2 separate regions of the Homo sapiens genome follow, and region 1 is linked to region 2. A link is a loop called in an ENCODE intact Hi-C map of the cell type or tissue named here. Cell type or tissue: PC-3. All regions are shown on one strand.

Region 1 (5,000 bases), 140 kb before region 2:
TCTTTCTGGCTTCCCTCACTTTCATGTCAATTTCTCCTGTTAGCATTCACTCACTCACTCACTCACTCACTCACTCACTCACTCACTCACTCACTCACTCACTCAGCAGGCCACCTGCATGAGAATCTTCATCTCAAATCTGCTTCTAAAAAAGCCAACCTAAGACAATTGTGAAGATTAGATGCAATTACATGGGTCAACCAGTGCCTGGCATATGGAAGGTGCTTAGTAAAAGTGAGCTAGTACGGTTATCATTCCTCCAAGAGGCAAGGCTGAATGGAGACCCTAGTGGCCTCAGGCTGTAACGGTATTAACTACACCACCCCTGGGAGAGTTCACTCTCAACATTCATTTGTAATGAATGAATGTAAACCCTCAGCAAGGAGGAAAGAAAAATGTGAAACCTGGGTGTCCATGGACACAACTGGTCTCATGAATAAGCCATCAAGTATGAGTGGTTTAAGGGACTCCAAAGCTCACAACTTTCTAAAGTCACAGCTTGCCCCAAGCCCCCTGCTCTCTTCTGACAAGGTTCCTGAAATGCCTTTAGTGTTGTTAAGACTGGGGTAAGCCGGTAACTGGGATGAGACAGGCAGGGTCAGGATCCTGCCTCTACCACTTACAGAAAGTATGTCCGAGGGCCAGCCACTTGTTCTCCCTGGGCCTCATGTTGAAATGATAGAGGTGGGGCCTCATGGGAGGTGCTTGGACTCTTCGTTCTATGTCTTGGTGCCCTCTTCTCAATAATGAGTGAGTTATCACTCTATTAGTTTAGGCAAGAGCTAGTTGTTTAAAGAGCCTGGCACCTCCTCCCTGCTCTTGCTCCCTCTCTCACCATATGCCACACCTGCTCCCCCTTTGTCTTCACCATGAGTAAAAGCTTTCTGAGGCTTCACCAGAAGCCAAGCAGATGCTGAAGCCATGCCTGTGCAGCCTGCAGAACTGTGAGCCAAATAAAACTATCTTGTTTAAAAATTACCCAGCCTTAGGTATTCCTTTATAGCAACACAAACAGACTAATACAACCCCTACTCAAGATTGGTTCTTTGGAGTTTTGGACATGGCTTTAGAATGAAATGAACCTGGGTTCCACTCTGGGCTCTGCCATCCACAAGAGAAGTGTCAAAATCAAGCTCACATCTTAAGCAGAACAGGGCTTGGTACCAAGGAGTCTCCAGGTAGTACGGGTGGTCTGTACCCTGACCCAGGCTCACACTGTGCTTAAGTACTTTTGCACCATTAAAAGAAGTAGCCACAAATTCATAGTGACAGAAAGTACCACAGTGGTTGCCAGGGGCTGGAGGGAGGGGAAACAGGGAATTGGGGTTTAATGGGTTTCACTTTAGTAAAAATGAAAAAGTTCTGGAAATGAAGGGAGGTCATGATTGGACAACAATGTGAATATAATCAGTACAAGTGAACTGTACGCTTAAAAATGGTTAAGATGGTCAATTTTGTGTTATGTGTATTTTACTATGATTAAAGAGAGGGAAAAAAAAAAAAGAACATAATCTGCCAAAGACAAGGTGGCTGTGATGTGTGACTGTACAGTGGCCCAAAAGGGCATGGCTCAAGGAGCCCTCAAGAGTAGCATCTGAAGCAGCCACTGGGACCAGGCTTGCCACCCTTTCAGAGGGGTGTGAGGTGCAGGGCAAAGGGTCTGTAAAGGCTGGCAGGGAAGTGGGAAGCAGTGGAGAGCCAGGACCAGCCCTGGGCACCCAGAGGGGTTAGGGACCCTGCCACCCCTCCCAGGTTTCCAAACAAGGCCTGTGCCTGCCTGGGCTCTGACAGTCAGCCAACAAACAGGCATTTCCAGGTCTGCACCAGGCCCCGGGGATACAAAGAGGAGTGAGAGTTCCTGCCCTCCCTGGATCCTGCGGGGAAGGCTGACAGATACACCAATCCTGTGTCACGGGAACTGGGGATTGGGGGGAATGATGGGCAGGGGGCATCAGGGTTATCTGAGAAAGCTTCCCAGAGGAGGCGGTCCCTGGCTGAATTGAAGAAATTGCTGGGAGCTTCTCAACAAGAGCATTAGAAGGGAGTTGGGGGCACGAAGTGGGTGCTCATGTCAGGAGAAAAATCCACAAAGGCCTCTCATATGCACTCTGCGCCCTCCTCTCATTTTTCCAGGGTCCTGCTCCCAGCTGTGCAAGCTGCAAGGAAGAACGAGCCCCCTCCTCCAAGGCCTCGACGGTCCACTCAGTCACCCACTTAAGAATTCACCAAATAAGTAATGACTAAGTCTGACTGGGAGAAAATGAAAGCTCTCTTGGAGGGGAAAACAAGTTACTCATGCAACCAAGAGCATATCCTTGGCACCCTCCATGAGTGGAGCCACGGCAGGAGGGGCAGACAGGAACAAACGGTGGCCATGAATCATGCTGTGTGCGAGCTCCTTTGTTTCTAAGGCATGTGGTTTCCAGAGAAACCAGGGAACACTGCCTTCAGGTAAACACGCCCACCACCCATGCTTCTTGGAACAGGCTCTGTCCTCCAGGAGCCCCATTAAAGAGGCCTAGCTGCTTACATTTGTCAGTTGTACTTCCACAGGGGGGATTTCAAGTGCTAGCTGGCCAAGTCATCCAACGGGTGGCAATGGACCTTCTGTTGGCCGGGAGCATCCTACCCCGTGCCAGGTCCCTGGTCCCACTCTGCCCACCACCCTCTCACCCCCAGAAGAAGACTCCTCTGGTTGATGAGTTTGGCAGAAGAGTCTTGGTTTGGTCAGTTCAGCCCTTCTGCTCATGCTGACTCTCCCTCCTCCTCCTCTCCCTCCTCCGCTTCCTCCTCCCCCTTCTCCTCCTTCCCCTCCTCCCCCTCCTCCTTTTCCTTTCCCTCCTCCCTCTCCTCCTCCTCCTTTCCCTCCTACTCCTCCTTCTCCTCCTCCTCTTCCTTCATCTTGCCCTTTCCGATTCACTGTCATCAAGCTTGACTTCCCCAGTAGAGAGTTTTACAGCCATGATAACACAGTCCATCTTCTGGAGCTTAAGGCACTTTTACATATTATCTCATTTGTCTTGGCAGCATCTCTGTAAGGTGAAGACTTGATGCAAATAGTAAAATGGTGAGGGCAGGCTGAGGGGCAAGAGCTATAAAGAGACTTTAGTGGGGTTCAGTGCCAAAGTAGGGAAGGACTGGGGGGTCATGGGACTGATGCTCCCAGAGGACCTACTTAGCCGGGACACGGAGCTCCATGACCCCTTCCAATGAGCCTAGAAATGGGCTGCTTTAAAAACAGGAAACGTGGCCAGACGCGGTGGCTCACGCCTGTAATCCCAGCATTTTGGGAGGCCGAGGCGGGTGGATGACCAGAGATCAGAAGTCCAAGACAAGTCTGGCCAACATGGCGAAACCCCGTCTCTGCTAAAAATACAAAAATTAGCTAGGCATGGTGGTGCGTGCCTATAATCCCAGCTACTAGTGGGGGCTGAGACAGGAGGATGGCTTGAACCTGGGAGATGGAGGTTGCAGTGAGCCAAGATCGTGCCACTGTACTCCAGCCTGGGCAACAGACTGAGACTCCATCTCAAAAAAAAAAAAAAAAAAAAAAACCAAAAATGTGCTGTGGAATCAATGTGAAGGAGGGAATTAACTCTGCCTGGGGCATGCGCTCTGAAATGACAATGTGACATTTTTGCTTCACCTCAAAAGATTAGTAGTATGTTTCTAGAAAGACAGGAATGTGCTGGACAGAGAGGCGCCAATGTGCCTGCTTTTTTGGGCACCTGGTGCTTGATGGGGGCCGTGGCCAGTGAGAGGCCTGGCAGTCAGAAGACGTGCTTGAATGTCAGTCTGCAGGAGAGAGGAGCTGAGGGAGGATTTGAAAAGCAGGGAGGTGGGACCGCAGGTGTGCTTTCTGCTAAGTGATGTGCCAGGAGCCAGCGCTGCCCTGGCCCAGGGAAGAGACAAAGAGGGCCTGCATTAGGTCAGGCTCCTGGGAATGAAGATGAGATTCTTCACAGTTCGATGCTGTGAGCATATCACAGGGTTTAGGACATGGCCCTGCCCACAAGGAGCTTGTAACCTGGGGAAATATGAGCTGTAGACCGTGACCCGTTCAAAGGCAATCAACTTAGAGGGGGTATCCCTGAGTCCAACTGAAATAAAATTTCAGAGAAAGGAAAGATCAAGTATGGGTAAGATAAGTCTAAGAAGTCACATGAGGGAGAGAGGTGAGTGTTAACCAAGGGGGGAAGGAAGGCATTTCTTTCTTTCTTTATTTTATTGAAGGATGCCAAGTTGAAAGGAAAGCATTTAGGCGGACGAAAAGGAGGAAGGGCTTTCAGGGGAATGGGGAAGGGGCTGGAGTGAAGGCCCAGAGTTGGGATCAAGTGAGATCTCTTCTGTCAGCATCACATGTGTCCACAGATGGCCCCTTTTTCCTATCAGCCTGCCCTCTATCACCCCATCTTAACCCACACACCTCCCTCTGTTGATATTTGGTAGAAAATAATGAAAGCCATTTTGTGTGTATGTGTGTGTAATATATACATATTTTAGAGACAGGATCTTGCTCTGTCACCCAGGCTATAGTGTAGTGGCACTATCAAGGCTCGCTGCAGCCTTAACCTCCCAGGCTCAAGCAATCATCCTGATTCAGCCTCCCAAGTAACTGAGACTACAGGCATATGCCACCATGCCCAGCTAATTTTGTTCTTTTTTTTTTTCCTTAGAAACAAAGTCTCACTTTGCCACCCGGGCTAGTCTTGAACTCCTGGTCTCAAGTGATCCTCCTGCCTCCACCTCTGAAAGTGCTGGGATTGCAGGTGTAATTAAGCACTGTGCCTGGCCTGAAAGTCATTATACCACTCATTTTTATTAAAAAAAGTCTACTGTGGTTCCTTTCTCGGTGAAGGAATATGTGACTCATTGGGCATAGAGGGGGCCCAGGTCCCTCAGGAGGAAGATGGAAATTTTGAAAGCCCCCAAACACAAACTTCTACCTGCCTAGTTCTTTCTATCAGCAAATTTAAGCCCCAGCCTTATTTCTCATGCCT
Region 2 (5,000 bases):
ACCTCAGTGTAATTGTATCAAAGGTTATTTGAAAACTCAGACCTTGAGTAGTCGATCACTAGTAAAGCTAAAATTCTTACTGACTGAATTCACCTCAGTGTAATTGTATCAAAGGTTATTTGAAAACTCAGACCTTGAGTAGTCTATCACTAGTAAAGCTTTCTGGGACCCGCTTTCTGTTTCCCCCCTTTTTCTCCCACTTCTGCCTTCTCTGGCTAAAATCAAATTTTGGCATTCAAAGGAAGGCTCTGACTTGCTTCTCAAGTTTGTTCCCCATGCCTCAAGTAGAGCCTCATCTCCCCGACCTTCTGACACTCACCTCTCTGAAGACTTCGCGTATATCATGGTTAGACTCAGGTCTACCTGGATTTGAGAGACTGACTTTTTGACCTCCCACAAGCCATATAATTATACCATTCTTCATTCCCTCCAAATGATACAGATGCCAACCCACTGTGACCAGAGGTAATCTAGACTTTTCTGAACCTGGCAGACAGCAGCTTGACTGGGTCTCCAGTGCCCCCATCCTGCAGCCCTAGCACTATCTGTAGCCACACTCCACCTCTGCCCTTTCCCCCAGCCTAGCCCTGGAGCACAGATGCCTACCAGCCCTGGTAACGCCTGGCTCCAGCTCTGCCATGACTTCTTAGCATCCTCAGTACTCCTGTTTGCTCCTGTCACCTGCTCCCCTGATTCCCATCACCATCCAGCAGCAGCACCTGGGCAGGCTGACCAGGTGGCACATGGGACTGGGGAGTGAATGAGTCAGCCAGGTTCCTACTCCTGAGCACCCTAGCAGGATCCTCTGTTTAAGTTCCCGTCCTCTTAGAATCACTTAGTAAATCTCCCCCATCTTGCACCAGCCTCCAACCCTCCTGGAGTTCCTCTCCCTTCCGGCTTAAGGGGTAGCTCCTGTATGCCATCATCACTCACCAGCACTTGCCAAGCATCACCATGTGCGGGGCCATCTGCAGGACACTGGGACAAGAGAGACCTAAAGATCACCATCTCTGCCCTTGAGAAGGCTACAAACTTAGTAGAGTAGAAATAGCACAGGTTTTGAACTCAGAAATCCTGTGTTCAAAGCCCTGGACCCTTACTTGCCTGCTGAGTGTCTGGCAGCAATCACTTGACTCCTAGGATTCTCAGTTTTCTAATCTGTAAAATGAGTTTGGACCTCACAGTTTATTGTGCAAGATCATCTGATACTGAGCAAAAAGGACTTACTTGTAACAAGCGAAATGTTTAGGGATATCTGTATATATCTCCAGTTGGCCTTCTGTATCCATGGGTACCATATCCATGGGTTCAACCAACTGCAGGTTGAAAATATTTGAAAAAAATGGATGGCTTTGTCTGTACTGAACATGTACAGACTTTTTTCTTATCATGATTCCCTGAATGATACCATATAACAACTATTTACATAACATTTACACTGTATTAAGTATTATAAGTAATCCAGAGGTGATTTAAAGTATATGGGAGGATATGCATGGGCTATCTGCAAATACTACATCATTCATATCAGGGACTTGAGCATCTGTGGATTTTGGTATTCCTGGGGATCCTGGAACCAGTACCCCACAGATACCGAGGGAAGACTGTATGGGGTGTGTGTGTGTGTGTGTATGTGGTCTCCAGTTGGCTAGAGAGGACATCAGGATATAAAAGATATCAAAGATACACATGACTGTATATGTAACAGCAGGTATGATATTTTTAGAGTGCCTCTGGAGTATCTTGTTTAATGTTCCCCCGTGGGTAAGCCAGCTTCTCTCTCCCCGCCTGAGTATAATCTCTCCCAATAAGCAACTGCTTCTTTGCTGATAAGGAACAATTCCCTGGCCTTTCCATATTCAGGACAAAAGAGGACCTTCAGTGCCTCCGGGAATCGTAGGCAGGGGCTTCTGCTGACACCCCAGGCTCTGTGGTCCCTACTCTCCCTCAAACAAACAACATAGAACCGAAGGAAATAATGTCAGGCAGAAGCCCACACACACAGTTAGAACATGAGTCCCTATGCTGGGGCCCTGCTCTGTCCTAATCCATTCACCCCGTTACCACCTGCCTGCGCTGAGTCAGATTTAAAGCACTCGTTCTCTGCACCTTCTTTGAACCTACAAATGTACCTCAGCCTAATGGACCTTGCACATCTGGAAGTTGCCCACAATAAATCCTGCTAATGTAGAATTAAAGTAGGTTAATCTGGCCAGGTGAGGTGGCTCATGCCTGTAATCCCAACACTTTGGGAGGCCAAGGTGGGTGGATCACCTGAGGTCAGGAGTTTGAGACCAGCCTGGCCAACATGGTGGAACCCTGTCTCTATTAAAAATACAAAAATTAGCTGGACGTGGTGGCCCACACCTGTAATCTCAGCTACTCGGGAGGCTGAGGCAGGAGAATTGCTTGAACCTGGGAGGCAGAGGTTGCAGTGAGCCGAGATAGTGCCCCTGCACTCCAACCTGGTTCACAGAGCAAGATTCCATCTCAAAAAATAAAAAAATAAAATAAAATAAAGTAGATTAACAAGATGGCTTTTGGACAGGGTAAGTTCCTAGAAAATGCAGATGAGAAAAAAATGTACTATAGGCTCAGCCCTTCACCCTCCAAGAGTTGAAATCACATAAGCCACACCCTCATCAGTGTATTGCACAAGGAGAGTGCCTTCTGTTACAATCATTTTAATCGGGAAGCCATCAGGCTGGGGAAGCTACACCACTGTAAGTTTTTACCTAAGCAAGCCAAAGCCCAATGCAAACAGTAAAATGAAACTAGAAACTTTACTGATCAGAAACCACAAACTAACCTCTAAAACCAGTCTTTCCACTGTAATCAATCAAATGTGTTGTATTTGTCTTACTTCCATATTCAGCCTCTAAAAGCCCACGCTGCTGCAGTGGAGCTCTCTGAACCTCTTCTGGTTTTGAGGGCTGCCCAAATCATGAATCCTTCTTTGCTCAAATAAACTTTGTCACATTTATTTTGTCTAAAGTTTTTCCTTTAACATTTCCTGTATTTGAATCTGCCTGTGCTTTGCACAAGACAAAGTGGCTATTTAATGCCCATTTGCCAGACAAGTAAAGCTGAGGCCCTGAGTTCAAGTGACCCCCCAAGGCCAGGCAGTGTCAGAGCCAGGACTAGTTCTAGCAAGATGATGAGTTTTCTGCCTTCCTAAATCTTGCAGTGCCATGTGGAAGCTGAAGTAAATACATTCACATCATTTGAAATACATGCCTTAGATCTCTGTACAAAGGTAGCAAGAAATTTCGGGAAGAGTCCCTCCTCCTGTCAACCTACACATAGCTTCTCATCAGCCCCTTTTCATCCTCACTTTCCAATTGCCACAAACCACCCTCTCTCCCCACCCCTTGCTAGCATTTTTTCACCCTCTGACCTACCTCATAAGATAGCATCTCCTTACATTGCAATAACATAAAACAGCCTGACTTCTTAAGAGTTCTTATAAAGATAAAAATGAGATAAGATACGCAAGGTGCCTAGCTTAGGGCCTGCCACATAGAAAGCCCTCAATAAACCTCCTTATTATTCACTGTTATCCCCCAACATACAATTAACCCAAACACCAGGGAACCCAAACAAGTGAATCAACAAATGTTTATTGAGCGTCTACTGCCTATAGGAAAACAAAAACTGAAATGATACCAGGAAGTTGCTGGTGTCCTTCCCTATCCACCCCTCTGTTTGGTATAGGACTCAGGACTGCTATCTCACTCCCACCACCTGCCTTCTTGTCCAGGTTTCCCATCTCAGGCATCAGAGCCACTAGTTTGTCAGTTGCTGAAGCCCAGAAGCCATTCTGATTCCTTTTCCTCACTCCATTCATATCGAATTGCTTCCCAAGTGCTTTTGATTTTATTCCTAAATAGCTCTCAAATCCCATCCTCCTCCCTAACATTGCTGCCATCGCCTCCACTCCCAGTAAGACTATAAAGGACCCTCTTTCTCCAAATAGTCATCATCCAGGAGCAGTAATTAGGAGGTTGCAAAAAGAAGCAAAATTGTCATGATGTGGAAATATTCATGAGTTTTCACCCAACCATCCCTCCCCACCTAACACTAGAAACATTAAAACTACCAACCATGCCAACCTCACATGCAGATACAATGCAAGGTGGTTGCAAAGTAACACTGAACATTTTGCTCAATTCGATGGATTTCATGAAGTTGATGAAAGTAATACTGGAGATCTGCTTCAGTACCACTGACCAAGAAGAAGTTGGCAGAGCTAAAGCATTTGCAGCTGAGGAAGGAAAACTGCTGAGGTTCAAGGCAGGACTGGTCCTTGAAAAGGGAATGGTTTGAGCGTCAAAGTATTGAAGGACGGCCTTGGAGAAACTAATGAACTCTTTGAAAGTTTTCATGATTCTTCCTCAAAACTCAAGCAGGAAGCAAAAAGTGTTGCTTCCTGCTGTCTTGTCATCTTTTCAGCATGAGTTCTCCCTCAAAAAGTCAACAACTGATTCATTCCTTGTTCAAAGAGCTAGCGCAAAACTGCAACTATTACATAAGTATCATGAAATACAAAGTCACATGAAAACTTTTTCATAATTTTTTGTATTATCTTTCAAAGTAAGATACTGATCAAGCCTTTTTTTAAAAAAAAAAAAACTGTTTACTAAGAAATGTGGACCTCCATTTTACTTTCAGTGGTCCCTTTCCAATACCAGTTATCTGCAAATAATGAGGGTTTCCTATCTTGCAATTGTCTCTTCCTGGTGTCTGCACTCTCCACACTGCAGCAAATCTGGCTATAAGCAGCCCTGCTTTAAAATCTTACATGATTCCCCATTGCCCTTAGGAATAAAGTCCAGAATTCTTCACACAGTGCCAGAGCCCTGCGTGATCTGGCCACTGCCTCCCTCTCCACTCTCAGCCTTTGCACTAACTGTTCCCTGTTTGCACCAGTCCTACCACTACTTTGCAAGTCCCCGCCCCAGTGCTATGCACTTCCTAGCCAAAGGACCTTTATTCATCTC

The links. Hi-C counts contacts between places; a loop is a spot of excess contacts. Peaks named below come from ENCODE experiments on the same cell type or tissue, not always from the same donor. Only the 100,000 strongest peaks of a DNase experiment are listed, where the experiment ranks them.
Region 1: it touches region 2 in a loop (2.5-fold over the local background); 1 of 110 quality-filtered maps calls a loop at or near these places.

Annotation. Positions count from the first base shown.
Region 1 is chr1:223,498,382-223,503,381 of GRCh38, forward strand. No RefSeq gene overlaps it. Among named protein-coding and RNA genes, the nearest start is that of CCDC185, 110 kb to the left of the region's middle. In PC-3, no CTCF peak of the experiment used is centred here; a DNase peak (open chromatin) is centred at 2,350; H3K27ac peaks cover 2,365 bases.
Region 2 is chr1:223,636,748-223,641,747 of GRCh38, forward strand. All of the region lies in intron 2 of CAPN8 (calpain 8), which reads right to left. Among named protein-coding and RNA genes, the nearest start is that of CAPN8, 26 kb to the right of the region's middle. In PC-3, no CTCF peak of the experiment used is centred here; a DNase peak (open chromatin) is centred at 2,764; H3K4me3 peaks cover 807 bases; H3K27ac peaks cover 1,948 bases.